4 separate regions of the Homo sapiens genome follow, and all the other regions are linked to region 1. Evidence: chromatin loops called from intact Hi-C (ENCODE). Cell type or tissue: OCI-LY7. All regions are shown on one strand.

Region 1 (8,000 bases):
TGAGAAAATCCTAGAAATTTGGGGAAAACCATGGAAAAACTGTGTCTCTGAGCATGAAAATAATGGTAGTATGTCTTTTGATAGGAAAGAACTAGTTGGAGGGGTTGGAGGGGTAGGAGGGTCAGGGGAGCCCAGAACCTGGGCTGTCTCCTGCCTGCCCCTACAGTTGTGAAGACTGTGCCCCATGCAATGGAACCCAGCCGAGGGCTGCATGGGTGTGCCACTTGTCCATTTCTGCAGACCTTCAGAAGACTGCACTGGCCTGTGTATTAGTCTGTTTTCATGCTGCTGATAAAGACATACCCGAGACTGGGAAGAAAAAGAGGTTTAATTGACTCATAGTTCCACGTGGCTGGGAAGGCCTCACAATCATTGGCGGAAGGCAAGGAGGAGCAAGTCACATCTCACATGGATGGGAGCAGGCAAAGAGAGAAATTGTGCAGGGAAACTCCGCCTTATAAAATCATCAGATCTCATGAGACTTCTTCACTATCATGAGAATAGCAGAGAAAGACCTGCCCCCATGATTCAATTACCTCCCACTGGGTCTCTCCCACAATATGTGGGAATTCAAGATGAGATTTGGGTGGGGACCCAGCCAAACCTTATCAGCCTGGAAGGGGGCATCATTTTGGTATCATCCGTCCCCAGATGGAGAAAAGGTAGCTTTTTCGGCATTTATCTTCCTGGAAGAGGCTCCCTCTTCTTATTCATCTTCCTGGGGGGGGAAGGGGTTGGGCATCTTTATTCTAATTTGCACAGACATCATAGAGCTGCTTCCCTGAACTATTTCCTTCCTACCAAAAGACATCCCATCCTTATTTAGTGCCACACACTGTGAATTATGTGCTTAATTTCTTGTCAAATGGGGTTCAATTCTATTCTCCTTTCCCAACTTTCTATCCCATTAGCAGAAGGTAAGAGGATGGATCGTTTAGGTGAGGAGAGGAGAGGATGAGAAAGCCCTAGTTCCAGCTCTCAGAGATTCTTGGCCTTTCTTTAGTATTCTCTTTACCTTCTGTCACAGGCAGGATAATGGTCCCCCGGAGATGTTCATGTTCTAATCCCCTGAACTTGTCAATATGTTGTGTTACATGACAAAGGAGAATTAAGGTTGAAAATGGAATTAATGTTGTCAACTGACTGACCTTAAAATAGGGAGAATATCTTAGAATATCCAGATGGACCAGCTGTAATCACAAGGCCCCTTAAAATGGAAGAAGTCTTGAACTGCCAGCCTCAAGCAATCCTCCCAGCTCAGCCTTCCAAAGTGCTGGGATTACAGGTGTGAGGCACTGCACCTGGACTAAGATAAATTACTATAAAGTAATATCTGTAAAAAAAAAAAAACAAAAAGTCAATATATATATAAACTAAGAATTTTCCAATTTTCTTTCTCAGAGAGAAAACTGGCAATTATTATTTCAAATGTATTTTATTAGCCTATATTTATGTGTTAATTTGAAAAAATAACAGCTTGAGTTCAAGCTGGTATCAGTTTTTTTAAAATTCCTACTAATAAGGCAATAATTTAACCAGATATCATAAGCATATATAAAAACAAAATATTTTGCCATTAGAGGCCTGCACACACCCTCAGTGATATGCTCAACAACTTCTTGAATATTTTCTTCAACACCTAAAATTAATTACTACACAATTATAATTTGTTTCCATGTTATACCTTGCCTCATATAAGTTCAAAAAACTATCAAACAATAATGCATATGATTAATAGCACTAACAACAACTAAAATAACCATAACAATATTTCAGTAAGTTCAATACATTTTGAGACATTACTAATTGTGTCAATAACATATTACTGTGATAATTCCTAATATGTGTCTAGAAAGCCTTGTTAATTCATTTGGCTTAGAGTTAATAAAATGAACGCTATTTCTTTGGGGCGGGGGAAGCAGGAGAGGGAAGCAGGAGAGGAGGTCAGATGGTGTGATATGAGAAGGACTCCACACTCCTGGCTGGGGGAAGGGGCCGTAAGCCAAAGACTGCAAGCAGCCTCTAGAGGCTAGGAAAGTAAGGAAGTGGATTTTCTCCTAGAACAGTGATCCCCAGCCTTTTTGGCACCAGGGACCAGTTTTGTGGAAAACAATTTTTCCACGGACTGTGGAGGGTGGATGGTTTCAAGACGGTTCAAGCGCATTACATTTATTGTGCACTTTATTTCCATTATTATTATGTCGTAATATATAATGAAATGATTATACAACTCACCATAAAGTATAATCAGTCGGAGCCCTGAGTTTGTTTTCCTGCAACTAGATGGTCCCATCTGGGGGTGATGGAAGACAGTGGCAGATCATGAGACATTAGATTCTCATAAGGAGTGTGCAACCTAGATACACAGTTCACAATAGGGTTTGGGCTCTTATGAGAATCTAATGCTGCTCTGATGTGACAGGAGGTGGAGCTCAGGCGGTAATGCCAGTGGAGCGATGGGGGAGCAGCCTTCAGTACAGATGAAGCTTCTCACCTGCCCGCCACTTACCTGCTGCTGTGCAGTACAGTCCGTGGCCCTGGGGCTTGAGGACCCCTGTCCTAGAACCTCCAGAAGTAACACAGCCTTGACCAGACCTTGATTTTAGCCCAGTTAGACCCACATCAAACTCCTGGCCTGTAGAATTCTAAGATAATAAATTTGTGTTGCTTTAAGCCACTAAATGTGTGGTAATTCAGAATAGCAGCAATAGGAAACCAATATGACCTCTCGAGACCCAGAGACCCCTCTGTTTTGCCTCTTTCTGTTTCCAGGATGCTGCTCTTTCCTGGCTACATCTCCTACTTTTCCTTCACAGTCTCTTTTTCTGGCTTCTCTTTATCTCTAAAAATTGGTTCTTCTCCAGATTATGCAGTTACTTCCCTTTTCTCACTCTACGGGAATCACAAATTTGCTGGACACGGCCCAGATTCAGATTTCGGATATGTTTTCCTTGGCCTACACGGTGTTTTTTCACAAGCCAAAGTGAAATGCATTTAGGCGAAGCATGCGTCCTCTAGACTTCCATAACTCACACTACTCCATACTGTATTTTACCTGGCCTTCTTCCCTCATTTACATTATTTGCTTTGTCCCTAAATGTTTTGAGTTGAGGATTCTTCTTCTACAACATACATATGTAATGAGATGTTAAGATGTTACTTTGAATAGGATTCATGGGTCACATAAGTTTAGGAAATGCCGTTAGACAAAGGTGGGTTGTTATATGTCAAGAATTAGGAGCCTCGATTATGCTAATTATCATATATCTGCATAGATAGAGTACATACATGCACACAGTATGCATCTGTATATAGCATTCAGCATATCCCAAACTTATATCCCTATGGGACTTTAACTAGTGTGGCATCTTTAGGTTGGATGCTCCAAGTGTGCACATTGAGATATGTTGTTCAATACTCTCTTTTCATCTGTTTCCATTAACCAGCACTTACAAAGTATCAACTACATGGTACACACTGTTGTAAGTACTTTCATACATATAAGATGACTTACAAAACTGATATGATTGATAGCAGGCACTGTTTTTATTCTTATTTTACAGGTGAAGAAACAGCTGAGGCCTAGATAAGTTATGTGCCCAATGCCACACAGCTAGAAAGCTACAAAGCTGAAGTTTGAACCCAACTCATCTTGGTCCAGAGTCTGTGCACAGAAGTCCTCATACATCCAGCACTCAGCCTGCTCTTGAGCAAAAGGTACATGTCCAACTTAAGAAAGCGTTTACTACTAGAGATCGCTGAAAAAATCATAAGTCATTTCAATCAGGTTGAATGCACTGCCCCAGAGATGTTCAAGAAGAGGTTCAAGGACTTCTTAGGACGGAGTTTTATGAGAGGCACCAACATTGAAGACATCAAATCCAATTGTAAAGTCCTTCCAAATGGAAGATTGTAAAAGCATCTAAAGGTCTATTCTGGATGGGAAGATAACATGGGCAAAGGTAATGACTATCTGGGAGGAGCAGACCAGTATGGCTGTAATGAGAAATTCATGGAGAAGAGTGGTTTCCAGTAATGCTGCAAAAATCGGCTAGAATCAGATTGCGAGAGACCCTGAATGTCAGCAAAATCGGGTTTTGGTCTTAATCCTCTTAATCCTTTAACTGATGGGAAGACTTAAAGAGTTCCTCCTCTGGAAAGTGATAAAGTTTTGCCTTTTTTTTTTTTTTCTAGTTTGGAGTTTTTTGTTTTGTTTTGTTTTTGATACAAAGGGTATGAAGTAAATTAATCAGATGACATTCTTGATCTACTGCGAATGACTCAGTCAAGCCTCTTTTGCATCTTCTCTTCCTCCCACTGTCCACAAGGTGGCACCAGAACTCAAAATCAGAACTCCCTGGAAGGTTGTCTAACTGTTCCAAGCCTTTCCTGTAGGATGACTCCTATAAAGATACTTTTGAGGTGAACATGTCAAAATATATTTTTATTAACAATTTTTAATCGGCCTCTTCATTCACTCTGGTGTATTTTTCCAGGAGTTAACAATTTTCGTCTTAACTGACTGCAACGTTCTGAAGAACTTCTGGGGACTGTGCCAGTTTAGAGACTATTGTAGACCAAAATCATAAACAACACATCCTACAGAAAATGCTAATGATCAACTGGACGTTGATACAGTGGAATTTGTTCGACCCTCGATGACTTCCAGAAGGGGGGAGCTGTTCTAGTTCACAAGATGGAGAGGTTTGTCAGGTGGCCGGTTAAATAAGCTTCTTGACACTTAACTCTAGGTAGGATGTGGAAGAAGATGAAAGTCTGAGCCAACTTACTACCTAATTCTTCAGGAAAGAAATGTGAGAGTACAGCACTGTGTCCCCTCTTACCTTTCCAAGTGGCTTTTCATGCTGTCAACTACTTTACACTGCAGAGGGCTCTCTCCTTTACATATTTCTTAAGCAATTTTTTTTTCTTAATGTCACAGTTCTGCTTTTCTTTTGTCTTTTTTTTTTTTTTTTTAAATAATGAGAGGGAAGCAGGCTTTCAATTTGTTGGAAAGTTTCTGTTCTCACCAACCTCTATAAAAAGCAATCATTCTTGGTCACTTGTAAATATGCCTAGTACGCGTATCAGGCTTCCTATTTTAAACATCTAAGACTAGTTTGTATGATTCGAAATTTCAAAAGGCAAAATGGCCTAGCACCCAAATCACAGGTAAGTGGGCACATGGCATTTTCCCCTAAATCCTTCAAACTGAAATTTGAGGAGGAAACACAAAGTTAGTGAGCGTGTGACAAAGCAGGTATTGTTTATAAAGATAAAGAGGCTTCTGTCTAAATACCATGGTCTCAATTTCCCAGATTCTAGAGAAAAAGAAAAAAAAAGTAAGTATTCTATTTAATTTTATTTACTTGAAATTCTTATGTTTTAGTTTTTCCAAACCTGTCTCTTCTAAAATGGGCAGTAGAAAAGAGAGGCTAATATAGATGATAGACTGATGGACTTGGATAAATAATTAATGGCCTGGAGTAATTAGCTGGAAGATGTTTAATCATTAATTTGTCTGAGTCATCAGAAGCATTTGAGCTTACCCATAAAATATTCCACTAATCATGAGTGTGTATATTTTGTCAAGATGGAAATTAATATGAGATGAGAATTAGCACTTTGAAAAATTAAAATACAGGACAAGTCTGTTTGGTCTACTCTTTGTTTAAGATAAATGAAATTTTGCTTTCCTTTACTGTACCTAATGAGAAAAAAAAGGTACATAAATTCTATCTGTACACATAACCAAGAAGTCAAACTTTTTGGTTGGAGAGGCAAAGTAATTGGCAAGTTTGTCTTTCTTTAGGGACTTATTTAGGGGGTAGGAGAGCAAAAACAAAAACACTTCATTATTAAAGTATCTGGTGAACAATTAGGCCTCTTTCAGAGGATTTAAGGGGAAAGGGTCCTGTAACATAATGCAATTTATGGCTGTGTTCTTCAATGTGGTGTTTTCCAATACAATTTTATTACAGGCTCTAAATTATACTTTCACAGGAAAGGTCTGTCTTTAAACTTTTAGGTCACAATTGTTCAGATCTTTTCACACTGAATCAATCAGGTTTAAAGCTGGCAAAATCCTTGGCAGCCTTGTAAATCTTTCAAAAGATGTTATCCAATTACCCTTCATGGGCCACAGGATTCTACAGCATGACTATTTCCTTCTCTATGAGGAATTAAGTGCTCATGAGAGGTTAGAAACCAATGGAGTTGAAAAGCAAGGTTCTGCATTTTTCCTCCAGTTCACATGGTAGAGATATAGGCAGCTACTGAGATTTCCTGAGATCTGCCACAGACATTCTGGCCCTCCTGGCATCATTAAAATTTTAATTGCTTTAAATCAGAAAAAAAAAAAAAAAAAAGAAGACATTAACACCAGAATGGTTCTTGTTACAAAACCTTATTTTTGGAGCTGTATTAAGGATTTACCAGAAGAACATGTTCCAAATGGAAAGCATAAGAGATCACTATTACTCTTAGTTACTTTTGCAAGAAAAACATTTTTAGGTACAGTCAGTAAATACACAAGGGATTGAAAAAGAAAATAACAAAGAGGATAAATGTACTTCTTTAGTCTGTGTTGATCTAAAAAATGTGCTTATTTTCCATTTAAAAAACACATATTAATCTCTGTTAGTTCTTCCTCTTCTAGGTTTCCGATATAGAATACTAATAAAAGGCTAAGGAGACATTCAATTTATATAAAAGCCTATTTCATGCCACTTGGTTTCAAGGGAGAAAATAATCATGGGCAGAATCATTTGAAAATAATTTTTCAAGGAAAAATGTGAACATGTAGCTAGATTGCTTCACAGAAGTTAGGAAAGCACAGCTTTCCTTTGTCATGTAAAAAGCAGAGTGGAGGTTATGGGATTCCAGCTGCACCTTTGACCTCAAGGCTTCTTGAGTCACTCACTTGTCATGACCTTTGACCTTTGGCAAATCATGACCCTATCTGTTTCGCTTGATTTTTACTATCTACAACAAAAGGCCTTTTCCCCTCTGGAACACATAAGCAGAAGTCATATAAATGTTTGCAAATAGTTTGTCCGCCAACCATCAGGCAAAGAGAGAAGAAGTATAAAAAAAAATTACAAAGCATGGAGGAAAATGCTCTAACATATAAAGTTTCCTCCAGTGGCGTAGATTGATTTCAATGACTACAGTGTAAACACCTGGATTCATGTTCCCTCTTTTAAAAATCTTTACTTTCTTTGATTTAAAATATAATGTAGTAAGAGGTGAAAAGATTGGTGTTTTAATAAATTATACTTCTTGTACTTTGCACTCTAGTCACTAAAAATTGCAGACATCATCTCACAGCTGTGTGTTATCAATACCTCCTTTTACTCACTTTCTAGATTGTTTCCATTTCCAAAGAAATGCAATTCCTTTTTACAAGATTGTGAGTGAAAGGTAAATATGTGCAAACTTTGGGAATAAAATGTAGTGTTGGAGCTAACTCAAGTACAGAAGAGGAAACCAGGCTTGCAAAAGCGTACATAGAAGCTCTCCGGGTAGAATATTCAACCACTTAACACATATAATTCTAAGTCCCAAACCTTATTTAGTCTTTACGATAATAGCAATTATTCCGAATCTATTTAATACACACTGCTGATTGGTAACACATGCTTCGAGTTTTCACAAGTTTTCCTTTCGAATACTGAAGTTTGTTTGCTTGCTTGTTTTAAGCAAGTAATAAGGAGAAAAAAGCTTGAAGATATACATTAATTAAAGTGTCTAGAAGGTTCGGCACAACAAAGAATGATGTATACATTTTCACCAAGATGAGAATGAATGAAATCTCTTGGATCATAATACTTTAGGATTTGTCTATTTATGGGATGTTTTGTGGTTATTTTTACTGCCCAGCCAGCATGGAGATTCTTATTTTTTTCTTTTTGCACCAAGACAGAAGTATTTTAATATTTGCTTTGGGAATAGTTTTATTTTTAGCTATTTCCACCTACTTTTTGCATTCATTCACAATC
Region 2 (8,000 bases), 270 kb after region 1:
ATTTGGGCTTGTGGTGGGCTATTATTATAAGGAAGGTTTAATGAAGTGGGGCAATTCAGGAATTGGCTATTTTGGTAACTTTTATCTAGGTGTTAGAAAGATTAAGGTGGGGTAGTTGTCATAAATAAAGAAGCAGTAGTAGCTAGTGCTGGTTAAAAGAGGGGAATGTTTAGTTATTTTTGTGGTTGCAGAGTGCCTTTGTCCTCATCCTTTTATACCACAGGTCCCAAGTGGTCTTGCCTCATCATTGTTTTCTAATTCTGTGCATGTTATTTATCTTGAATTGTGAGCATCAAGGCCCAGTTCCACTTCCAGGACAGTTTGTCACCTTTTCCCTTGGGAAGTCCAGTCTGTGCTTTGATGTCTAAGAGAATCACGTGTTTCATTTTTCTCTAGGCCTTTAGTGCATCTTAATGGTGGAGAAGTGAGTTTGATTTTCTACTTTAGGGTCATAGAATCCAATGGCTCATCAGGTGCTGAACTATACTGATCACACATATTCCCTCATGGGGTTAATTATAACTATTGCTGTCAACTATAAATCTAGTGCATCAACTACAAATATTATATATGTCCCCATTCTCTCTCCATCCCATAATTTAAGTTCCATTTTGCCGAGTGTCCAACATCCTATAGTTGTAAAATTGGCTTAGGAGGGGTACAACTTGAGGAATTTAAGAATAATATTTTCCACTTATCACCCCCCAATCCCTATTATTTTTCCTTGTTTCCAGCCTGTTAAGGCTTTCCGGAAGATGGGTATTTTTGGTGTGTACATGTATGTGTGTGTGTATAATCCACTTTCACATTGTCCTTATATTTGATAAGAACACTTTCTAAATCTACCACATTTCTTTTATAGTTACCTGGTAAGACCAAGAACAACATTCTAGCTAGGTGCCTCAACTAAACAGACATAATTTATAGATGAATGGTCTCTTGGTATAACTGTTCAACCGACAAACAACAGATCTGATTTGTTAAAATGGAGTCATGAGAGACTTGAAACATATGTCTGTTGAAATATATTCTCTGTGAATGTGGTATCTGATCTACTTGGTTAAGTAACAATAGCAATTAATTTTAATAGATAATAGCCATTTTCCATATCTACCTTTCTTTTATAAAGTCCTGACCTTCAACTAGAAGAAAAGGCAGCACTGATTGTGCTCTCAATTCTTGAACTTTTCAGTTTTAGTAAATCTTCCATTTCACTAATGAGATTGCCCAAATTATCCTAAAATGATTATTCATTCCTCTGTGAATCACCACAAACAGCACAGCCCTTGATTAGTTGCATCAGGGCCACATATGGCTACTATGTAAGTTGAATGTGCAGTGTACCTTTATAGAAAGAAAAGAAGATGTTATACTTCCACGTTTTTATGGAAGAATGTATGTTTTCTTAAAAATTTATAAAACTGAAAAGTACAAATAAAGTAAAATAATTTTACCATCCAGAAATAACCACCGAAATGCCTTTGCATTGTCTTTTTAGCATGCTCATCAGCCCCCTGCTAAGCATGACTATTTTTTGAAAGAATATAGAATAATTTCCTTTTTGAAAAACATGGCTTTTCCAATTATGAATGTATCTTTATTTCCCATTTCCCATGCTGTTAAATATCTTTCTAAGCCTGATTTTTTAAAGTGGCTGTACAGTATTGGATTAAATCTCTGTAGCATAAATTAAATTCACCTTTGTCGTTAGAACTGTAGGTTTCCAGTATTCTCTACCATAAAGTCACATACATGGCTGAGGACATCAAAGGCACATGTGCCAAACTCCTACACAACTCATGGCTTTGTACATGATTTACATTACTATACGTTAGGGTTTTTCAGCCTGAGTGCCATTGACATTGGGGGATTGGCAATTCTTTGTTGTGGGGTGCTGTCCTGTGTATTGTAGAATGTTCAGAAGCATCTCTCACCTCCATCCACTAGATACCAATAGCATTACCACTCTCCACCAAGTCGTGATGACCAAAAATGACTCCTGACTTTGCCAACTGTCCCATGGGAGACAAACTTGTCCTCGTTGAAAACCACAGGTGTGAACTCTTCAACCTGTGGGTCCTTCACACACACAGACTGTGTGGTTGGCTTGTTTGCATATCTTAGCTTAAATGTCAGCTCTTCACAGAGGCCTTTCTCAAGTTCACGAAACTAGGTTACACCACTTATTATGGTGGAATCCTTTTTGTTTCCTGTGTGGCACTTTTCACGGCGCCACGTTCCTTTTCTTTGTTTTAACTCTGGGTCTTTTGCCACTAGGTTGTGTACGTGATGGAGACAGAGAACATACCTGCTAGGGCCATTTTCCTGGGCATGTGATCTGTGCAGTCAAGCAGGATCCTACACTCCAATGAACCGTGTGGTTGGTTTAATGTTCTCTTGTCAACCTATTGAAATTTTTTGTTGTTCAGACAGGGTCTCACTCTGTCACCCAGGCTGGAGTGCAGTGGTATAATTACAGCTCACTGCAGCTTTGACCTCCCTAGGTTCAGGTAGTTCTCCCACCTCAGCCTTCTGAGTAGCTGGGCCCGTAGGTGCATGCCACCATGCCCAGCTAATTTTTGTATTTTTTGTAGAGATGGGGTTTTGCCACCTTGCGCAGGCTGGTCTTGAACTCCTGGGCTCAAGCAGTCTGCATACCTTGGTGTCCCAAAATTCTGGGATTATAGGTGTGAGCCACCATGCCTGGCCCTAATTGAAATTTGAACAAAAGGCCCTGCATTTTCTTTTTGCATTGGTCTCTGCAAATTATGTAGCCAGTCCTAACGTGTACCTTATTGACTGTGGAGTATCTGGTGCATAGAACAGGGCTTGGCAGAGAATAAGAGTTTAAATGATTGTTGAATAATTTAATAAAGCTTTAAGTAGTATTCTGATATGTCTTTTGAACTCTGATTCTTAAGTTAAACTCTAGACATAGGCCTGTGGATACTGAGTATCTCAGATTCTGCTTCTGTGTACAATGATATTTTTTGTCTTGTGATGTTATATAAATGGGTTAAAGATGGACCCCCATGTTTTTCTTACTTCTTCACAGCAGGCTAGGACCATTAGCCCAAAGCCAAATGGTACCCAACTCCGATTTTTATACATCCAGTTGCTTTAAATATAGCTCAAATAAATATATTTTTAGCCATTTAAAGCCTACCTGCTTTGCATACCTGATAAAATTTAACTGAACATCTGCTAACCATAGATAAAGTAAACTCTGGGACACTAAAAGACCCCAAGCCATTGATACCCTTCAAAGTTCTCTGACCCAGACACTTCCCAATTTCTAGTAAGTGGTATCACCTAGACGTGCAAGCCCCCTCTCCAATTTCCCCTTCTCCTGGGAGTTCGCTTGTCATCTTCTCCTTCTGGGTGGTAGCCAGGCACCATTGTCTCTGGAAGGTCTCCTGTTGTGAGGGACTTCGCCTCTTGGCAACCTGTCAAAGCACCACCCAAATAAAGCTCCTTTTGTACTACCGCCCTCTTGTGGTCCTGTATTTTCTTTGATTAGCCTTGACATCCTGAAACTCACCACGTATGGGTCAATACTTATTTCTAATGGAAGGTAGGGACTCAAAGTAGCAATACTGATTTTAAATATATTTCTTTCTTTTTACTAGACTATAGGCTATTTGAGAGCAGGATCTGTGATTGATTTCCCTTTTGGTTCTGTGATTAGGCCAACATTTATAAATAAATAGTGATTTGTAGAATTGAATCTTATTTTTGTAGATACCTAATAGGTTATTTATTGTGTTTAATTATTTTTTATGCTTAATGTTAGTAGAATGAGAAATATAGAGAGTGAAGTTCCTTAAAATGTATGTGGGCTCATTTGTGTTGAATGAATTGTTTTTGTGGGGTTAATTTTTGCTTACATAACTGCCACAAATTTTATAAAGTGACCAAACCTTTTAAATTTAAAGGACTTTTTATCTGCTATCTAACATTTTTGAAATGGAGTAAATGAGTTGCCAGACAAAGGTTTAGAAAGGAGTATTCTCAGATGTCCTGTAAGGAAAAGAAAATTATTTAACATCTAAAGGATTAATTTGCACAGCTGTTATCGTCATGTAGTGGGGTGACTGATCTGCCTTACAGCATTGATCTGTTGTTGAGAGAATGGAGAAAAATAAAGATGAGCAGTTATAATTTGCATTTGGCTCTGGAATGGTTGGCTTGTGTATTACTTGATTTTTTTTCTGCAAAATAGTATTTTTCTAGGAGGAAATTAACAGTAAGGAACTAGAAAATAATTCAGCTTTTCTGTGTTTCACCCTTGTTAATCCCATGTCGGGAGTAAAGTATACATCACTCGTCTGTGGAACTATTCCTGAGCTGATCATTGTTTGTTAAAGGACACTGACTTGGAGTTCAGTCTCTATTGTGGATCAACCAGAGGGACCACAGTTTTCAGAATAAGGAAACAAATAATTGCTATTAAATCACAAAACATGATATACTGTAGCAGGTATAATCTGTCTCTGAAATATTTCCAACAATTCCAATTTTAGAAATATTTATCTAATCTTTTTAAAAAATTTATTTTAAATCGACAGATAAAATTGGGTGTATTTACCACATACAACATGATGGTTTGAAGCACAGTACAGATGCATTGTGGAATGGTTAAATCTAGCTAATTAAACTATGCATTACCTCACCTAGTTACCAATTTTGTTGTGGTGAGGACATTTAACATTCACTCTCTTAGCATTTTTCAAGAATACAATATATCATATTAACTGTAGTCACCATGCTATGTAATAGGTCACTTGAATTTATTCTTTTCATCTATCTGTAAATATGTGTCCCTTGATCAACATCTTTCCAACTCTTCCTCCTCCCCAACAGCCCCAGCTCCTGATAATCACCATTCTCCTCTCTCTTTCTATGAGATCAACCTTTTTAGATTCTACATGAATGAGATCATGTGGTATTTGTCTTTTTGTGCCTGGTTTATTTCACTTAATATAATGTCCTCCAGGTTCATCCATGTTGTTGCAAATGACAGCATTTCCTTATTTTTTATGGCTGAATAGTACTCTATCATATCCACATTTTCTTTGTCCATTCATCTGCTGATGGATACCTAGGTTTATCTAGTCTTTAAGACCTCTTTTCAATGGTAGCATAGAAAATTATAATTTTCGTGTATGAATTGTGGCTGGTTATTTGTTTAGGATATTTTACAAGAGCTGCTAGGAAATTTTACTTAAGTAGAAAGACTATTTAAGTCAATGCTAATGAAACAAACCTGCATAATTAGATATGGTCCAGCTATTAACTTAAATATGTTTCAAATGTTGTTGTATTTAAAAGCTAGTAAATATTGTTTCATAACTTAAATTGTTTATTACTCTTATTAGGATAATGGGTTTAAATTACTAGTTTTTCTCTCCTCTGTGCTATAATAACCAAATCTATTTCAGTTCTTATAATTCCTTATAGGCAGCATAATTAAATAATCTTCGCAGCTATTTTGTTAGTCTTTTGCTTTTCCTTGTTTTACAGTTTCAAGAGAATCTAGTTCATGATTTCTTCAATATTTGCCTTGGGAGAAGATAAAATCTGAGAAGAGAATTGGTTAAAAAGCACACCAAGAGTGTGTCTTCATTGATTAAATGAGCATAAAAATTATTTCTGGATGTCCTTGTTCATTACATATATATTCTTTAAATGGAAGATTGTCAATATCAAATTACTTGTGCAGATTTATTTGCTCTTTGAATAACTCTCTTATTCGGTAAGGTTATACCGAGCTACATTTGGTTCATTTTCTTTTGATCATTGAGATGTCTGTGTTTAATGAGCTAAAACTGAAGTAGGTCAATAAAATGAAGAGATTAACAGCCTGTTCTCACCAGGCTTGGAATTCATTTTACTCTAGGGGGAAAAAAGTCATTTTTAAAAAAGGTATTTGATCAACTTAAAAGGTAAAGGGAATAAGAAAAACATGGCAAAACTAAAAAAGCTGAGAAATCAATGAGTTCTTCAGGGTACTATTTGTTAGGTGAAGCTATGTGGATCTGTGTTTGTATTGTTAAGAGTTTGCATTACAAGAGCAGAACCAAATTTTACTTCTTCCTTTGATAAGTTCAGAAGCACACAAAAAACTTCAGGTTTTAAAATATTTCCTATTCAATTCATCTTTGGAAATATCTTACATAAGGAAAACTAGTAGTTATGACAAACCATGAAAATGTCATGGAAAATAAATGGGAAAAGCAGACTTGTCACCTTATTTGTTGCGTATTATGATCACATATTTTCTTTTCTTTTCTTTTCTTTTTTTTTGTCAAGGGACGAGGAAGATGCCTGTGTTATTTGTTTTTTCTCCCGACTTTCATATTAGATTCAGGGGGAACATGTGCAGGTTTGTTACTTGGGTTTATTGTGTTATCCTGAGATTTAGGATATGAATGATCCCATCACCTGGTTACTTAGCATAATTCCCAACAGATGGTTGGTCAACCCTTGTCCACCTCCCTCCCTCCCCTCTCTAGAAGTTCCCAGTGTCTGTGTTTCCCATCTTTATGTGCATGAGAGCACAGTGTTTAGCTCCCACTTATAAGTGAGAACATGTGGTATTTGGTTTTCCATTCCTGTGTTAATTTGCTTAGGATAATGGCCTGTGGTCACATATTTTAGTGAATAATGTGAATAACGATGAATTTGTAGTTTTGAAATAGGTTAGTCTTCACTCCATCACTTACTACCTATGTGACCTTTAGCAAATGACCCAACCTCTCAGAAAGTATTTCTCTTTATTCACAGGCTTGTCCCTTTTCCCTTTCAGTGGTTTTTGAGAAGCATGTGGTATTGGGAAGGCGGTTTGTAAACAGTAATAGTCTCTACAAATGTGACATAATTGATTCTATTACAAAATGTTCTTAGATACATTTAAATAATTATTTGTGCTTGGTCAGGGAGCAGACAGAGAAATCATAGTAGAATCGTTTCCATTCTTTTTTTTTTTTTTTTTTTTTTTTGAGACCAAGTCTCTCTCTGTCGCCCAGGCTGGAGTGCAGTGGCACGATCTTGGCTCACTGCAAGCTCCGCCTGCCAGGTTCGTGCCATTCTCCTGCCTCAGCCTCCTGAGTCGCTGGGACCACAGGCACCCGCCACCACACCTGGCTAATTTTTTTGTATTTTTAGTAGAGACGGGGTTTCACTGTGTTAGCCAGGATGGTCTCGATCTCCTGACCTCGTGATCCGCCCGCCTTGGCCTCCCAAAGAGCTGGGATTACAGGCGTGAGCCACTACGCCCGGCCTTCCTTCATCTTAATGGAATATCAAAGTTTCAAATATTTGCCTCCCCTCACTCCCTCTCAAGGTATTAATCCTGTACTCTTAGGAACATAGTCCATGTTTTCATTATTTAATATACTAAATATTTTATTATTTGTAGTTCATTCATATGGTAAAATCAAATTTGTTTATTCATAGACAAGGTTTAAGAACTAAAGACTGGGCTTTTTCACATCTCAGCACTTTGGGAGGCTGAGGTGGGCAGATCACGAGGTCAAGAGATCGAGACCATCCTGGCCAACATGGTGAAACCCCGTCTCTACCAAAAATACAAAAATTAGCTGGGCGTAGTGGCACGTGCCTGTGATCCCAGCTACTCGGGAAGCCGAGGCAGGAGAATCGCTTGAACCTGGGAGGTGGAGGTTGCAGTGACCCAAGATTGTGCCACTGCACTCCAGCCTGGCGTCAGAGCGAGACTCTGTCTCAAAAAGACAAACAAACAAACAAAAAAACACTGGACTTTTGCAAAATAATGCTATTTGAATTAATTCAATTAAGGTAAAGAGGAAGCTACTTTCCCTGGAAATATAAGATGGTTTTAAGGCTGAATTAATGTGAGTAGGGATAGATTCTCTAATGTCTGATTGGCTTCATCAAGTGAGTAGGAGTTACTTCTCTACTTTATTGTGTTCTTGCGTGTTGTAGTGCTGAGGGTCTTGGCAAGTCCCCTATATTGGAGA
Region 3 (8,000 bases), 110 kb after region 1:
TTATACCCTTACAGCTCCTCCTTGCACATGGGGTGAACTATCTAAGGCAACCACTTCACCTGTACGGGTTCATAGCTCTTCTCACCAAATAAAGGAGCACTCCTGTAATTATCCCCTCTTTTCTGCACCTTTAATCATTCCCACACTTGAGGATCACTTCCTTTAGCATACACACACACTGATATAGCTCCTACCTTCAAAGCAAAAGCCTCCCTCTCCCTGTGTCTGCTTCAGAAAGTTAAAACCTCTACTTCTTATCTGTCTCAATAAACAGCAGCTCCATTTTTCCAGTTGCCTTCACCAAAAACCTGGAGTTATCTTTAATGCCTCCCTTTCCCTCATACTCCACATTTATCAGCAAATTCTGACAGCTCCAACTCAAATATAAACCAAATCTGGCTATGCCCACTACCGCCATCACCACCACCTCAGTACAAGGACCTCCCATAGCCAGTGAAATCCAAAGTTATTGTCAGGTTTTACAAGGTTCTTCATTATCTGACACCAGGTTTCCTCTCCAGCCATATCTCCAACCACACTCTGCTGCTCTTGTTCATGCACTCCAGCCTCACGCCTGTTCCTGGAAAACACCAAGCAAACTTCTGCTTCCATGCCCTTCACATTAACTGCCCTCTGAAGGAGATGTCCTTCCACAAACACACACAGATACCCTTCCCCTCATCCACTTCATTCAGATTCTGCCTCAATTGTATCTCCTTGGAAAGGCCTTCATCACTTTTATTTATTTATTCATTTATTTATTTTTGGTAGGATCTCACGCCGTCACCCAGGCTGGAGTGCAATAGCACAATCTTAGCTCACAGCACCCTCCAACTCCTGGGCTCAAGTGATCCTTCCACTTCAACCTCCAGAGTAGCTGGGATTATAGGAATGTGCTACCATACCTGGCTAATTTTTTTTTTTTTTAATGTTTCGTAGAGATGAGGTCTTGCTGTGTTGCCCAGCCTGGTCTCAAACTCCTGAGCTGAGAAGATCCTTTTGCCTCAGCCTCCCAAAGTGCTGATATTACAGGCATGAGCCACCCTGCCTGGCCCCCTCTTTCTTTTCTCCTTCTTTCTTATTACCAAGTATTACTAATGTCCCTGCATATTTTTAATTCAATGTGCTATAATTAAGTACCATCATCTTTTATTTCAAATTATCATGAGCTGGTCTCAAACTCCTGGGTTCAGGCAATCCTCCCGCCTCAGCCTCCCAAAGTGCTGGAACGACAGGCATGAGCCGCCACACCTGGCCTCCATCATTCTTTATCACATGTACTTAACTAAGTTATATATGTTACATACTTATTTGTTTATTAATATTTTTAGCTTTTTTTAATACAAATTATTTTGTATTCACTTTCTCACTTATGTATTTATTTGTTGACTTGCCTGTCTTTGCCCCACTAAAATGGAAGCTCCATGAGAGGCAGGGGAAGTTTCTGCCTTGCTCAATGCTCTATCGTTTGTGTCCAGAATACACAAGTGCTTGGCACTTCATAAATATCCCAACATATTTGTAAAGTAAACAATGTAAAGGTTTTCCTTTCATCCTGAAATCATTCCGTCTGCCCTCATCCACAGGTGTGGATTAAGATGCAGCAGGCTTTGTGCTAGCTCCTGGGCTTGTAAGAGTAAATAAAATACACATGGTTCCTGTTCTTTTGAAATTTAAGACTAGTAAAAGACATAGACGAAGAAATAAGCAATGAAAGTCTAATTTTGTGCTATAATAGGGGAAGGGTGGTATGACTTAGGAACACACAAACGTGGCATCTCTCTGAAGACGGAAGAATTGTTCCTGCAAGAATTGGCAGATAAGTTGAGATCTGAAGGAAGAGTAAAGGTTGAGGGAATGGTATTGGTAGGGGTGATGATAGAGATTATTTTTCTATTTGTACTTAGAGAGTACAAAAATTCAAACAAACTGGTTTTGAAGGTACTCAAATTTTACCCAAAAACTAATCCATAAATCATTGATCTGACGAAGAAAAGTATATGTAATTTTACTTGAAACCTTCATTTTATACTTCAATAAAAGATACTCTGATGTTTTGGGGGTTTTTGAAGGTCAACTTACAAATTAGCTTTTATTTTTACTTTGAATAGGATAATGTTGTATGCTACTAAATCCATTTAATTCAATAGGAAGTTACTAAACACGTAGCATGTGGATAAAGGTAGTCAGGATGCCATCTCCCCAGGAATGTATAATTTTGTAGAGATGGTAAGGCCTATTTGCAGATAATTAAAATACAAAACAATAAATGAATAGATGTACTTTAGGAGTGGTTCAAAATGCTGTGAAAGTGAAGAAGCCCAAGATAAGAGATTATTGATTGCCTCCATTGAGTTTACCACATATGCAAATAGAGAAAAATCTCATTACTAAAGGCTTCAGGAAGTTAAAAGAATTTTTTAAATCCCTAGAAGTCACTGGAGACTCAAGGCAAAATATATTCTTCAGAGGAGAGGTCAGGAATGTAAAAAAGAGAATTAAGAAAAAGATGATACAAGTAGCTTTTTCTCTTTCTACTGAGACCAAAGTTGGAATTTCAATAATGAGTTAAAAAAGCAAAAGTGTTATCTTGTTTATATTTTAAGCTAAAGTGAAAAGTAGTTCATTAATCTTCACCTATAACTATCAAAGATAAAGTGTTAGGTTATATGGACATTCTCATGTAAGAACCCCAGTGCTGGCTCTGTTGTTTATATACAATTTTCCAACAAAATGTACACAAAATAATCCAAAAGCATAAGTGAACAACTTTTATGATATATTTTTTACTGTTGACTATAATGTTTTAAGAACTCAATTCCCCTATTATCTTTCCTTATCCCACAGTAATGTATAAATTAGAAACCTAACCATACTTAGTAAAATGAGACTTTCAGTGTATGGAATATAATTCCTCAGATTTTTAGCAGGACAGTTTTCTTCATTTCCAAGAAGAGTTATATGAAAATTGTAATATCAGATTTTGGGTTGATTCCTTATAACATAGTGCCATCTAGAGATTAAAGCTGATGTTGCTACAAGCTACATTAAACACAACCAGCTTCTAAAGTATAACATTATATTTTATAGCTAATGAGTATAGCAGAGTAGGTTAAGTTTTCATTAAAGTATATCTACATGGAGTATATTTTAAATAAATTAATGACTACTTACACAAATGGATTTGCATTGGCATCTGATATTTGCATTGTGTGGCTTCTCATGTGAGCAGGTGGTATGCCTGTGCTGATACATCTAGCAGTTTAACTGAGGAAAGTTATATCGAAGTACAAGAATATTAATTCGATCAATTTTTGTAAAAATGCGTAATTGAACTTCTACAAAGAAGAAAGATAGTTTTCATTATAAATATGAAATATTCATTAACCACCCACTATGGGTAAATAATGCATTGTAGCTACTAGGTGTATTTGTTTCCTGAGGTTGTCATAACAAATTACTGAAAACCTGGTGGCTTAAAATAGCAGAAATTTACTCTCTCACAGTTCTGAAGGCAAGAAGTTCAAAAGCAAAGTTTTGGCAGACTGCAGTCTCTCTGGAGGCTCTGGGGGAGAATCCTCCTTCCTTGTTTCTTGCAGCTTCTGGTGGCTTCTGGCAATCTTTGTCTTCCTTGGCTTGTAGCCACATCATTTCCATCTCCGTCTCTCTTTTCTCCTCACCTCTGTGTTGGGCTGTGGCTGCATGGCTGCAGTCTCTGCTTCTATCTTCACATTTCCTCCTCTCTCTGTGTGTGTCTCTCCTGTCTATGCATCTCCTCTTTGTATGTCTTACAAGGATCATTTATTGTCCTTCTATTTATTGTCTATCATTCAATTTGGTGCCTGTCTAAATAATCCAGGATGATATCTTCATTTTTAAGACCCTTAACTTAATTACATCTACAAAGACCCTTTCTCAAAATATGGTAACATTCACATGTTCCAGGGATTTAATGTGGACATATCTTTTGTGGAGGAGGGCCACCATTCAACCCACTACACCATGTTTTTTGAGACAGGGTCTCACTTTGTCACCCAGGCTGGATGGAGTGCAGTGGTAGAAACATGCCTCACTGCAGCCTTGACCTCCCAGGCTCAATCAATCCCCCGACCTCAGCCTCCTGAGTAGCTGGGACTACATGCCACCATGCCTAGCTAATGTTTTCAGTTTTTGTAGAGATGGGGTCTCCTTATGTTGCCCAGGCAGGTCTCGGACTCTAGGGCTCAACCAATCTTCCTGCTTTGGTCTCCCAAAGTGCTGGGATTACAGGCGTGAACCACTGCACCCAGCCTACACTATGTTTTTAAAAAGAAAGAAAAATCTATAGAAAAATAAATGGTTTCTACTTCAATAAGTTTACAGCATAATTGGAAATAAGGCTTATATATAGATAACAACTACCTAGATCAGGGTTTCTTAACTGGCACTATTGATTGACACTTGGGGCCCGATAATTCTTTGTTGTGGGGTGCTGTCCCCATGTTTTTGAACGTTTTGCAGTATCCTTGGCCTCTATTCATTACATGCCAATAGCACACCCCTTCTCAGTTCTGACTATTAAAAATGTCTCCAGAAATTGCTAAACATCTCCTGGGGAGCAAAGTCCACCTCAGTTAAGAACAAGTGATCTAGATTATCATAAGTAAATGTAATAAGATAAAAGTTCAGAGGAGGAAGCAATCAAAATGGACTGGGATAGTTAAAGAAGGTTTCATGGAAAAAAATGAGAAATGAACTAGTTACTAAATGAAAAAATAGCACTTGAAATTGGGGAGGGGGTAATGGAAAGCATTACCAGCCTCTAAGATCCTCTTGCTGAGAAGCATTGTGAGCTTGTCAAGACCAATAATCATACGCCTTAACTTTATGCATCAAGTTCCCAGCACCAGCCCCTGGCACAGAGTAACTCTTAAAAATGTCTTCTGAGTGAGCCAATCAATGATGTTACTGTATTAACCCGTTTTCACACTGCTATACAGAAATACCCAAGACTGGGTAATTTATAAAGAAAAGTGGTTTAATTGACTCACAGTTCCACATTTCTGGGGAGGTCTTAGGAAACTTACAGTCATGGCAGAAGGGGAAGCAGGCACATGTTACATGGCAGCAGGTGAGAAAGAAGAGAGAGCAAAAAGAGGGAAGAGCCCCACACTTATCAAGCAACCAGATCTCCTGAGACTTGCTCACTATCACTAGAACAGCTTGGGAGAAATTGTCCCCCAAATCCAACCACCTCCCTCCCTTGACCTGTGGGAATTACAATTCAAGATGCGATTTGGGTGGGGATACAGAGCCAAACCGTATGTTAGATTAGTAGATTGGAGTCTGAGTGTGGAAAATCTTAAAGAAAATCGAAAGGAATCTGAAAGCTATTCTATTAATTATGAGGAAATCTGGATGGATTTTGAGTAGAAAGATGAACTGAATAAAGCAAGCAGTGGCGTACAGAAAATATTGGAGAGGCCAGAAACAAGATCAAGAAAGATCAGCTGAGACATTATTAAAATCGTCTTGCTGTGAAGCAATGAGTTCTAGTACCAAGATGATAACAGTGGGAATTAAAATGAGGTATCAATGACAAGGAAAAATAACTATGAGTTTCTCATTACTGGTTTTGGAGAAGATGAGAAAAAGGCATAAAGGAAACCTCTTAAGTCAGAATGACAACAAGGATAGTTTGTTAGTTTGAGAAAATAAGGAAGTCCAGAGAGAAAGAAAAATCTTGAGCATGAGGTGAGGGTACACATACACGTCACTGAGATGCAGGACAGATTATTTTTAGGTTAATTTTAGGGTCATCTTTCAACAAAAGTGATAGTAGGTGAGAAAGGAACTAAAATGTAAGATAATTTGTTATCAAATTTAGGAATTACTGGCTAGATATTATTCCCATGAAAATTCATAAGACCCTTTGGATCACTAAAAGAGGTCATTTTGCAAAGATTTCTGAAGCCATTAGTTTGAATTCAAAGTCATTGATTTTATTTCTATTCAACAACTTTCATCTTAGACGCAAAGGGGTGGGGGGCAGTTCCAGATTACTGCATTATTTATACTCTGACAAGCCAGACACTCTTTCTTCTCGGTGCAATGATTTTCACGACAAAATGAACTCCAAATCACCAGTTATTTTAACATGGCAAACAAGTTTGAGAAAAAAGTTTATTGTAAAAACAAAACGAAACAAAGAAACGAGAGAGACTCTAATTTTCAAAATTGATTAAACTAGATTTTTCTCATTGTTGCCATAGTTTATGCAAACTGATTATTAATGACTTGAAAAAATAACTGTAAAATTATTTTAGTTAATTTTTCCTTCTTTCTCTTCATTTTCTATTTGGAAATATTTAAGTTGTTGCCCTTCAGAAGCATTTTAATATTGTAAGTTACAAGTTACCATATATTTTTTGAGATTGCAACGTTGTATACTTAATTAAGAATACAATTTCATTTCAAAAACTAATCACTAAGCTAGGAATGAGTAAATGAAGAACAGAGGCAACTCAATCTCCAATATGTCTTAAAGGAAATGGGAATATTTTTTACTGTAAAGATGATTACCTAATTATCTTACTAACTGTGTAGGAGCGGAGTTTTTTGTTTGTTTATTTTGTTGGTTTTTTGTTTGTTTGGTTTTTGAGATGGAGTCTTTCTCTGTCACCCAGGCTGGAGTGCAATGGCATAGTCATGTCTCACTGCAACCTTGCTCTCCCAGGTTCAAGAGATTCTTCCACCTCAGCCTCCCAAGTAGCTGGGACTACAGGTACGTGCCACCACGCCCCGCTGATTTTTGTATTTTAGTAGAGATGGGGGTTTCACCATGTTGGCCAGGCTGGTCTTAAAGTCCTGATCTCAAGTGATCTGCCTGCCTTGGCCTCCCAAAGTGCTAGGATTACAAATGTGAGCCACTGAGCCGTTTTTAAATCATAACTTGGAGACCCTTTTATAACAGTTTGATAGGTAAAGGCAATCCTCTATCTAGCCTACACATTAATTTTACATAAATTAGTGAGGAGAATGCCTGCACCTTTAAGACTTTTGGATGACTAATTTGATGAATAATGTTTCCTAAATTTGTGAAGTACACAGCCTGCACAAATTGTATGCAGTGGCCATAGGCACATCGCTGAAATTCACACAGAGGTAATTGTGATGGTTAATGTTATGTACTGATTCGACTGGGCTACAGGGTGCCCAGATATTTGATTAAAAACCCCCATGTTTCAGGGATAAGGTTAACATTTGAATCAGTAGACTGGGTAAGACAGATTGTCCTCTCCAGTGTGGATGGGCTCCTCCAATCCACCAAAGGCCTGGATGGAAGAAAAGGCTGAGCAGGAAAGAACTCACTCTCCCTGCCTGACAGTCTTCGAGCTGGGACATCAGAGATCACTTGACTTTGGACTCAGACTGGAACTTTCACTGTCAACTCTCCTAGTTCTTAGGCCTTTGGATTGCAGATCTTGGGATAAATCAGCCTCCACAACTGCATGAACAAGTACCTAATAATAAATAAATTAATAACGCATTGATTCTGTTTCTCTGAAGAACCCTGATTAACATGCTAATATATTAGATCATGCTTTTAAAAAAACACATTTTAGAAAATGTGGCATTGAGTCCATGCATTTATAAACCATAATATAATGGGGATTTTCTATGTAATCAAATATTATTAATATCTAGATGAGAAGGGAAATTCTAAAGAAATTAGTAAAGTTTATGTGGAAAGGTTTGTATCAATTAAGAAACACAAAAATTGGATTCTGATTATTAGTCTTTCTAATTGTCAAAGTACAGTATGATATAGAAGCATGAACTTTCAATCTTATTATCTTCAAAAATTGAGAGCATTATATTGAAGAAGTTTAAAAAATCTTGTCTAGTATAGACTTAAAATCTCAGACACATAATGCAGACACAGGTGTATCTAAAAACAACGTGTATCACTGTGTATTTAAATTTTAATTTTCTTTTAAATTTTTCATTAGTTATTAAAA
Region 4 (8,000 bases), 590 kb after region 1:
CCACTGATAAATGAAATGGTCAAATTTTGATTTTACATGTCTAGAGATATTACTTAGCCTCCCACTTTCCCCTAATCTTTGTTGTTGTTGTTGTTGTTGTTGTTGTTGAGATGGAGTCTCTCTCTGTAGCCCAGGCTGGAGTGCAGTGGCGCGATCTCGGCTCGCTGCAAGCTCCGCTTCCCCGGTTCATGCCATTCTCCCGTCTCAGCCTCTGGAGTAGCTGGGACTACAGGCGTCTGCCACCACGCGTGGCTAATTTTTTGTATTTTTAGTAGAGATGGGGTTTCACCATGTTAGCTAGGATGGTCTCAATCTCCTGACCTCGTGATCCACCCGCTTTGGCCTCCCAAAGTGCTGGGATTACAGGCGTGAGCCACTGAGCCTGGCCACTTTCCCCTAATCTTAAACTTGCTTCCCAGTGGCTTTTTTTTCCCTTCTCTGTGGTTTCTCACAACCTCAGTATTGATATTGTAGTAGCTGGCTTTCTTCTCTTGATGAAGAAGAGTTTTGTAGTTTGTGGTGCTACCTAACTCATGAGGGTTTAAAATATCACAAAGCTCAATGGTCATGTGAGGAAAATTATTATATTTTCTTGGACACCATATTTAAAAATGTGATTGAATCAAGCTTTCCCGAGTATAACCAAATTAATAGCACAGTTTGGAATTCTACCCCCATCTGCATACTCTTGCCCTCAGGGTAGAATTCCTCTCTTTTCTTTCCACTAATTATTCAGGGTTTATCTAAAGATTTCCCTGAAGACCCTGGTTCCCAGTGATTTTCTCTGGCTCCTATACCACTCATGGCTTATAGCATTTCTTTGGCACATACTTTGTACCCCATTGAGATGGTGTTTCTATTGTACTGAAGTTAACTTTATATAATTATCAATACATTTCATACTTAGAAATTCTACCTCCCTAACTAGAGTATAAACTCTTTGAAGATAAGAAATTAGAGGGCAAAATGTATTTTATTTCCAGTTTTTATTGCCATTATTGATAATACTTCACACAGTTAAAGAGAAAAAAAAAACCTACATTTATTTATTTATTTACTTATTTATTTACCAAATCCTCACATCACAGCTGCATGTGAATCAAGTATGTCTATTTTGCAAATGTCAAAGGATGGACAGAGCTTGCAAGTGAATTGATTAAGGTCAATAGCACGTGTTCTAGAATCTGCAGTTGCCCGTTTGCTCTGGTGAGTCAGCATCCTGCTGACTGCTGCCAAAGTCTTGGCCTGCCTCCACAGATGTGCAAGCTGCCATGACCCTCCAGCCGCCCCTAGGTCCTTGAATATGTGTGCTCTGACTGCTAGGATCAAGTCTATGAAGCCTTACTTTCCTGTTTATACCAGTGACCATCAGGAGCTGAAGACTTTTGCATTATCCAAGATCATTATTCCAACCTGTGTGTCTGATTTCTTCTGCCTTCTCAAATCCAACACCAATACCTGCACTATCTCTGAAATCTGCAAGTCAGATATCTCACATTATGGTCATTATTTCCTACCATTCCAGCTAACTTACTCCATTATTTTTACTTTTATTCAGTTATTGACATGATATTCACAAAATAGATCTATGGTTTAGGAAACTGTTTGCAATGCAATTTTAATTGAAAAAGAAGAATATAAAATTGTCATGTAAAAATTCATTGGAAAAAGACAGCTAATATAAAAAGGGGTGATGGACTTATGGGTGTTTTTGCCAATTTTAGAATAAAATATATTCTACTCCTTTATTTCTAATTCCAAAATCACTTTATCTTATGGAAATGTTCAATGTACTTACTCTTCTCCCTCATTTTTTTTTTCTCTTATTTCTCTCTTTACTAAATCTCCATTTAGATGATCTAGTACCTTCAAAGCAGGTGAATACAATTCTAATCAGCCTTGGATAAAGCTATAAAGAAAGGCATGTCAAATTCAGGTTATATGTTTAAACTGCATGTCTCCCTGACACTTCCACACTATGGAAAATGTTGTCTCACTTGTTTTGCAATAGAAGTATTTTGGATCAAATTATATGAAACGAGGTCTCTACATTAAAAATATAATCATGTGGTAATGGCTACTGTCCCCCCAAAAAACAAAACAAAACAGAATCTCACTAGATTCCATCCCTTCTCTAGGCTTTGTCCCATAAATCTGCCTTCCTTCTCCAAAATTCCGTGAATGATTTGTGTATTTCTTATTTATCTTTATCTCTTGCACCCCCACTGATCACTGTGCTTTCTTACCTGACTCTGTGCTGAAACTACACTTTCCACGAATCACTGATAGTGTTCTTCTGATTAGAGCCAATGATGAATTTTAGTCTTCATTTTACTTGCATTTTCAGTAGCTTTTGAAACATTTAATCATTTAATCTTTAAAAACAACAATAAATGCTTTCTGCATTTGTAGTTTGAGATAACTCACTCTTCTGAGATTGCCTTACTTCTCCTTGAGCTTCATCTCAGAATCATTTTCAACTTCCTTTGGTCTCCACATCTAAATGTTGGAATGCCCAAGAATCAGTCTTCAGCACTGTCTTTCCCCTATGCTCATCCAACTGCCTGCTGTTGAAAACCACATTTTTGTACCTTGCCTGATCTCTCCCTTGAGCTTTCAGTTCAGGTAACTAACAGCATATTGGACAGCTCCTCTTGGATGAGTGATTGTCATAGGAAGCCAAATATGTCCAAGAGAGACTTAATTTCTTCCCAAATCTCTTCCTTTAGTCTTCTCTATCTCATTTAATGATACCTTCATGTGCCCAGTCGCTTCAGACAAAAGATACCAGAGATTCATGAATCTGTCTTTCTTTCACTTGCTATGTTTAATCCACCCCTCAAGTTCTGCTGTCTCCTCCTTCAATAAATAGATCCAGATAGATAGACAGATAGATCCAGATAGATAGATCTTCCAACTGGATCTCAGTCCTCATAGACCACCCTTAGCAAAGGCAACATCATCTCTCCCCTGAAACACACTCAAAACTTCATAGCTGGATTCACTATTTTTATCTTGTCCATTTTCTTTCTTCCTTCCTTCCCTTTCTTTCTTTCTTTCTTTCTTTCTTTCTTTCTTTCTTTCTTTCTTTCTTTCTTTCTTTCTTTCTTTCTTTCTTTTTTTGGGTGGGGGGACTGAGTTTCACTCTTGTTGCCCAGGCTGGAATGCAATGGTGCAATCTCAGCTCACTGCAGCTTCCACCTTCCAGGGTCAAGCAATTCTCCTGTCTCAGCCCCTTGAGTAGCTGGACTTACAGGTGCCTGCCACCATGCCTGGCTAATTTTTGTGTTTTTAGTAGAGATAGGGTTTCACCGTGTTGGCCAGGCTGGTGTCGAACTCCTGACCTCATGCGATCTGCCTGCCTCAGCCTCCCAAAGTGTTGTGATTACAGGCGTGAGCCACCGTGCCCAGCCTCTTGTCCATTTTCTTATGCCCTGTGCATACATCTCTCCAAATGACAGCCAGTGTGATATTTTTTTTGAAACATAAAAGAGATCATGTTACTGCCATGCTCAAAATTCTCCAGTTACTTCAGAGCCCACTTAGAACACAAATTTAGCCCTTGGCAGAGCATGTGGGAAACTACCCGATGATCTGGCCAGTCTGCCTCTTGCCTCATCCCCCTAGGCTCCCCAGTACTATGTGGCATTTTTCAGTTTCAGTGGCCTTTCTTTCTCTTCTATTTTAGAGTTGTTCTCTCTGCATATAAAGTTTTTCCCTGTGATCTTCCCATGGCTGTTTGTTAACATTATTCAGAACATAACCTAAATACTACTTTCCAAACAAGTAGAAAATAGTATTTAAACCAATTGACCACCTGGCTGGAGCACCCCACCCCCACTCTACCCCATTCCACTACCAATGATGCATTCTTAACTAAATAACATTCATCAAGACTTAAAGTTGTCTATTTAATGTCATAATTTTAGTTTTCTCACTGGAATATAAGCTCCTAGAGAGAAGGTTCCTTGCTCTATTCCCATCTACTACAATAATGTCCTACCAATAATGAGGGCTCAGTGTATTGATTGACATTGTCATCTGCAGCTAAACAAGAACAAAAATTGATTTGGCTTTCAGTCTTTGAACTTCTTAAACAAAGGCATCTTTAAAACTGGAAATCAGGAAGGAAAGAAAAAGAGAGAAAGAGAAAAAGGGGAAATAATTGAAATCCTTGGTCAATTCTCAGTATCTCTATTCCTGACTTTGAGAGAGCTCAGTCTGGACAAATTAGTCTACAATTATGGGTTGGTTTTCCATTTCTTATTTAACGACATTGGCCCTGCAGCCTCAGCCTGGTGGTTTTCCATAAAAGACTAGATTTTTCTGAAGATTTCTCATATCTAAGCACTTGTCACTTGGGCTTACAAGTTGGATTTTCCTTTAAGAGCCTGAACTAAATGCTTTAAATGGACCCATACAGTAAGTTTAATTAATAATTATGAATAGGAATGAAATGCAGAAGCGCCCTCTGGTGGTTTAATATATAGGAATGCAAAAATAGCAACGTGGAATCAAGATTCTTTTCACAGTGGGGCCAATAGGAGATTATTAAAACGTGCTTCTGCTTCTCCCTGTCTTTCCCTTCCTCTGCCTCTTCCTCCTTATTCTTTTCCTTAATTCAAAATATAATATGAGTTAGAATGGGAAAATTTATGACAATATCTAGCAGAAATCCATGTGGAGAAGCAACTTGTGGAAAACTGAAAGGATCCATGCCTCCAAGTAAACACTTTAAACAGAAGACCTTCTTTACTCTTTGCTAACCATAGCATAAACATACCTCTAATTCTTGCCAAGCAGAGATAGTATGTGTTTCCTCTCTTACTTAACCTTAACATTACTTTATTTGGTTTTCCCCAAGAACTGGGCACCTTGTACAAATTTGGAATTTTCCTTATGGGTAGCTTGTTTAAAGGCAGTGCTTTATGGAGTCTTAATAATTTATAACTTCCTATAAATATTCCTTGTTGCAATACTAGAATGTACTAGTGTTTTAAAAGTGGTATTATGGTTATAACTTTTATATGTTTTCCGTACCTGGCTTATGGAATTATTTGTACCTTGAATGTAGCATATCTACTATTTGGATGGCAGTTGTTTCATAGTTTTAGGGCATAATATTTTGTAATCACTTATTTTTATTTATTTTTTTTTCATTTCTATTGATACAAACGTAGCAACATAGTAAAAGCTCTTCTCCTCCTCCTTTTTTGTGGGGTGGGGACAGTATATTATACGAGTTCTCTTTCTCCTGCATCTGAAAGATTTTCCTTCTGCCATTTACATTTTATATACATTTTATGATTTCATCTATTTGCATGGGTTTAACTATTGGCTCTATGCATGCAATTCTATTCATTAACTTGGTTTTGATCTCCAATCTATTATTTAGAGCTGTCTTTTAGAAATTACCTCACAATTAAAGCTCAAAATGAGAATTAATCTCTCCCTCCAAAAAAAAAACAGGTACACCATAAACTAAATTTGTTCTACCTTCTAACTTCCATATATCAGTGTCTGGCTCTTTAATCATCCCGATTACTAGGTTTAAAACCACCAAGAGCTTTAACTTCTTCATTCTTACCTTATATAGGGAGTCAACCCCTAGTCAAATACCATTCACTGCACTCATAAAGGAACTTTCCCTTTTCCTCTCTGATTTCACTGGTTCTGAGTTTATTCCAATATTCTCTTACCTCACCTATTGGAATAGTCCCTTTGTTGATTGCAATGACTATAGCAGATCTTTCTAAAACAGGGCTTTGATAATTCTGTTCCCTTGCCCATTAGTTATTAATATAGTACAATAGTCTGAAAAATAAAATCCAAATCTAATGTATCTGGGACATTACCTCTGCCCCCATAGTGACCTGGCCCAACTTACTACCTTCCTAAATTTGTTCTCATTGAAATAAAACTAAAATCGTGGACTTTCTCTCTGTGTTGAAGAATTAGCTTCTCCAACACTGAGAAGAACAGATTTGTGGGAACAGATTTTACCCCTAAAATCAGCCAGCAATTTTAGAAACTAGTTCTCAGAATCATAAGGGAACTGAACATGAGAAAATAAACTCAAATTTGTTGTTATAACAGAAAAAATTACCAATAGCATAGTTCCTCTGGACAGTTTAAAATTAGCTTTTAATATAATGATATGAGTTATTTAATATAATGGAGCACAGCACATGTGTCCACAAACTACTTTGTTTCTTATTTTATTTATGTATCATTATTATTATCAAGGATACATGCAGACTCATGCCTTATGTAATCTATTAACCGCCTCTCTGTTAACACCAAGCATCCCAGATGTGGCCTGAAGCAAAGCAATCAGTTACCCTGACATCCAAGGGACTGTGAAGTGAGCCTGTGCCTCCTCCTCTAACCCAGTGTGCTTAATAATCACTCGAACTACCTCCTTTTTTTTTTCAATTTGTAATTTCCTTTTCAATTTGTAATATTCTAAACATTTTTGCTTTTCAACTTGTATTATTATTAATAAACATTAAGGAAGTACCATTGCAAAAGAAATGGAGACTATGGGGTAGGCACGGTGTCTCATGCCTGTAATTCCAGCATTTTGGGAGGCTGAGGTGGGAGGATCACTTGAGGCCAGGGGTTTGAGACCAGCCCTGGCAACATAGTGAGATCCCATCTCTACAAAAAAATAAAAGGATAAAAAATAAGCCAGGCATGGTGGCATGCGCCTATAGTCCAGCTACTCTGTAAGGCCAAGGTGGGAGGATTGCTTGAGCCAGGGAGGTCAAGGCTGCAGTGAGTCATGATCATGGCACTGCACTCCAGCCTGGGCGACAGAGTGAGATCCTGTCTGGAAAAAAAAAGAAAGAAAACAAAAACAAAAAGAAAGAGGAGCTCCGCTTTTTGAGTCTAATGAAAATAAACAATTGAAGTTATTCTTTACAAAGTTTTTTTGTAAAATGCTTTGAAAATCTGAACATTTGAATAAGACTGAGTGCACAGTTGGGGGAGGCTCTAAAGATAAGTTTGTGCTTTTGCACGTAGTGCCAAGATTACAGTGAGAATGGGGAAAGTCAGCTAAGTGACAAGCAGTTGTTGAAACAAATACTTGATCAGAATGGTGGAAGTGATATGGGCTAGGAGCAACTAAGAGAGTCATTTCAAGGTGAGATGGGAACTTGAAAATCAGTGGGAAGCCTGGGAAGGAACTGAAAACCGGAGTAGATAAGCATTAGGGAGGAAAACAATTTTTTCCAAGACATTTCAGACTGATTGCAGGGGAAAATGGTAGAGACCAGGGAGGAGAATTAAGAAGGAAATTGCAGTATAAGTCAGAGACGAAAAATTGTCAACGTAAGTGTGAAGGTTTTTTCAATGGCAAGAAGGTACTAGTATTGAAAGGTGCCACCCAAATTGGCTCACCTCTAGGGAGCTGAGGTGACAGGGTAGTGTCCTGATAACAGATGGTTTTCCTTTTCTTTTCAATAAAGTATGAAGTTAATCTCCCTCATAGCAAGTCAACAAATATAAGGGCTTTGAAATTTACTTGCATTTATTAGAATCAGCTATATATGCTTTTATCTTTGGATACAATCAAAGATATCTTATAAGTCTATGGCTAGAGCATTTTCTTTTGTATTTGAAAAAATAATTGCAAAGATGATAATGGGGATAAAGGTGTTGCAAGGCTGGTATTTTTCAGCTCTCAGTCTGCCTTCCTAGGAAACATGTTCAATAAATAGCAGTTACAATCTGAGGTCTGACGAGGGAGGGACAGGATGAGATAAGATTTCTCTGAACTCATAACTTCAAAGTCGTTTTATTTTCTTGAGTTTCAAAGATGAGAAAACTAAGATACATAGAAGTTCCATAACTTGCCTCAAACCCTATGACAAGGCACACTGGATCGTGATTGCAGATTCTGTTTCCCTTCCTCTTTGCTTCTTTATTTCAAACTGTTCTGTGGTGTGGCCAAATAATCTTACTCTATCCACTTAAAACCACTGTCAACTTAGATC

The links. Hi-C counts contacts between places; a loop is a spot of excess contacts. Peaks named below come from ENCODE experiments on the same cell type or tissue, not always from the same donor. Only the 100,000 strongest peaks of a DNase experiment are listed, where the experiment ranks them.
Region 2: it touches region 1 in a loop (7-fold over the local background); 17 of 110 quality-filtered maps call a loop at or near these places.
Region 3: a loop joins it to region 1, with 4 times the contacts of the local background. A loop is called at or near these places in 28 of 110 quality-filtered maps.
Region 4: it touches region 1 in a loop (2.5-fold over the local background); 16 of 110 quality-filtered maps call a loop at or near these places.

The regions. Positions count from the first base shown.
Region 1 is chr13:91,130,075-91,138,074 of GRCh38, forward strand. It overlaps LINC00379 (long intergenic non-protein coding RNA 379), which reads right to left. Exons shown (of 4, transcript NR_047004.1): 3 at 1,149-1,333. It overlaps LOC105370312 (a long non-coding RNA gene), which reads left to right. Exons shown (of 3, transcript XR_931639.3): 2 at 3,564-4,422; 3 at 4,497-4,649. Among named protein-coding and RNA genes, the nearest start is that of LINC00380, 43 kb to the left of the region's middle. In OCI-LY7, no CTCF peak of the experiment used is centred here; a DNase peak (open chromatin) is centred at 4,337.
Region 2 is chr13:91,403,363-91,411,362 of GRCh38, forward strand. All of the region lies in intron 1 of GPC5 (glypican 5), which reads left to right. Among named protein-coding and RNA genes, the nearest start is that of GPC5, 8.7 kb to the left of the region's middle. In OCI-LY7, no CTCF peak of the experiment used is centred here; a DNase peak (open chromatin) is centred at 3,479.
Region 3 is chr13:91,244,969-91,252,968 of GRCh38, forward strand. LOC105370313 (a long non-coding RNA gene) reads left to right here. Exons shown (of 3, transcript XR_931641.2): 3 at 6,666-6,702. It overlaps LOC105370314 (a long non-coding RNA gene), which reads left to right and starts at 6,725. Exons shown (of 3, transcript XR_931642.3): 1 at 6,725-6,763. In OCI-LY7, no CTCF peak of the experiment used is centred here; a DNase peak (open chromatin) is centred at 3,023.
Region 4 is chr13:91,718,022-91,726,021 of GRCh38, forward strand. The region is part of intron 3 of GPC5 (glypican 5); the gene reads left to right. Among named protein-coding and RNA genes, the nearest start is that of GPC5, 320 kb to the left of the region's middle. In OCI-LY7, no CTCF peak of the experiment used is centred here; a DNase peak (open chromatin) is centred at 4,470.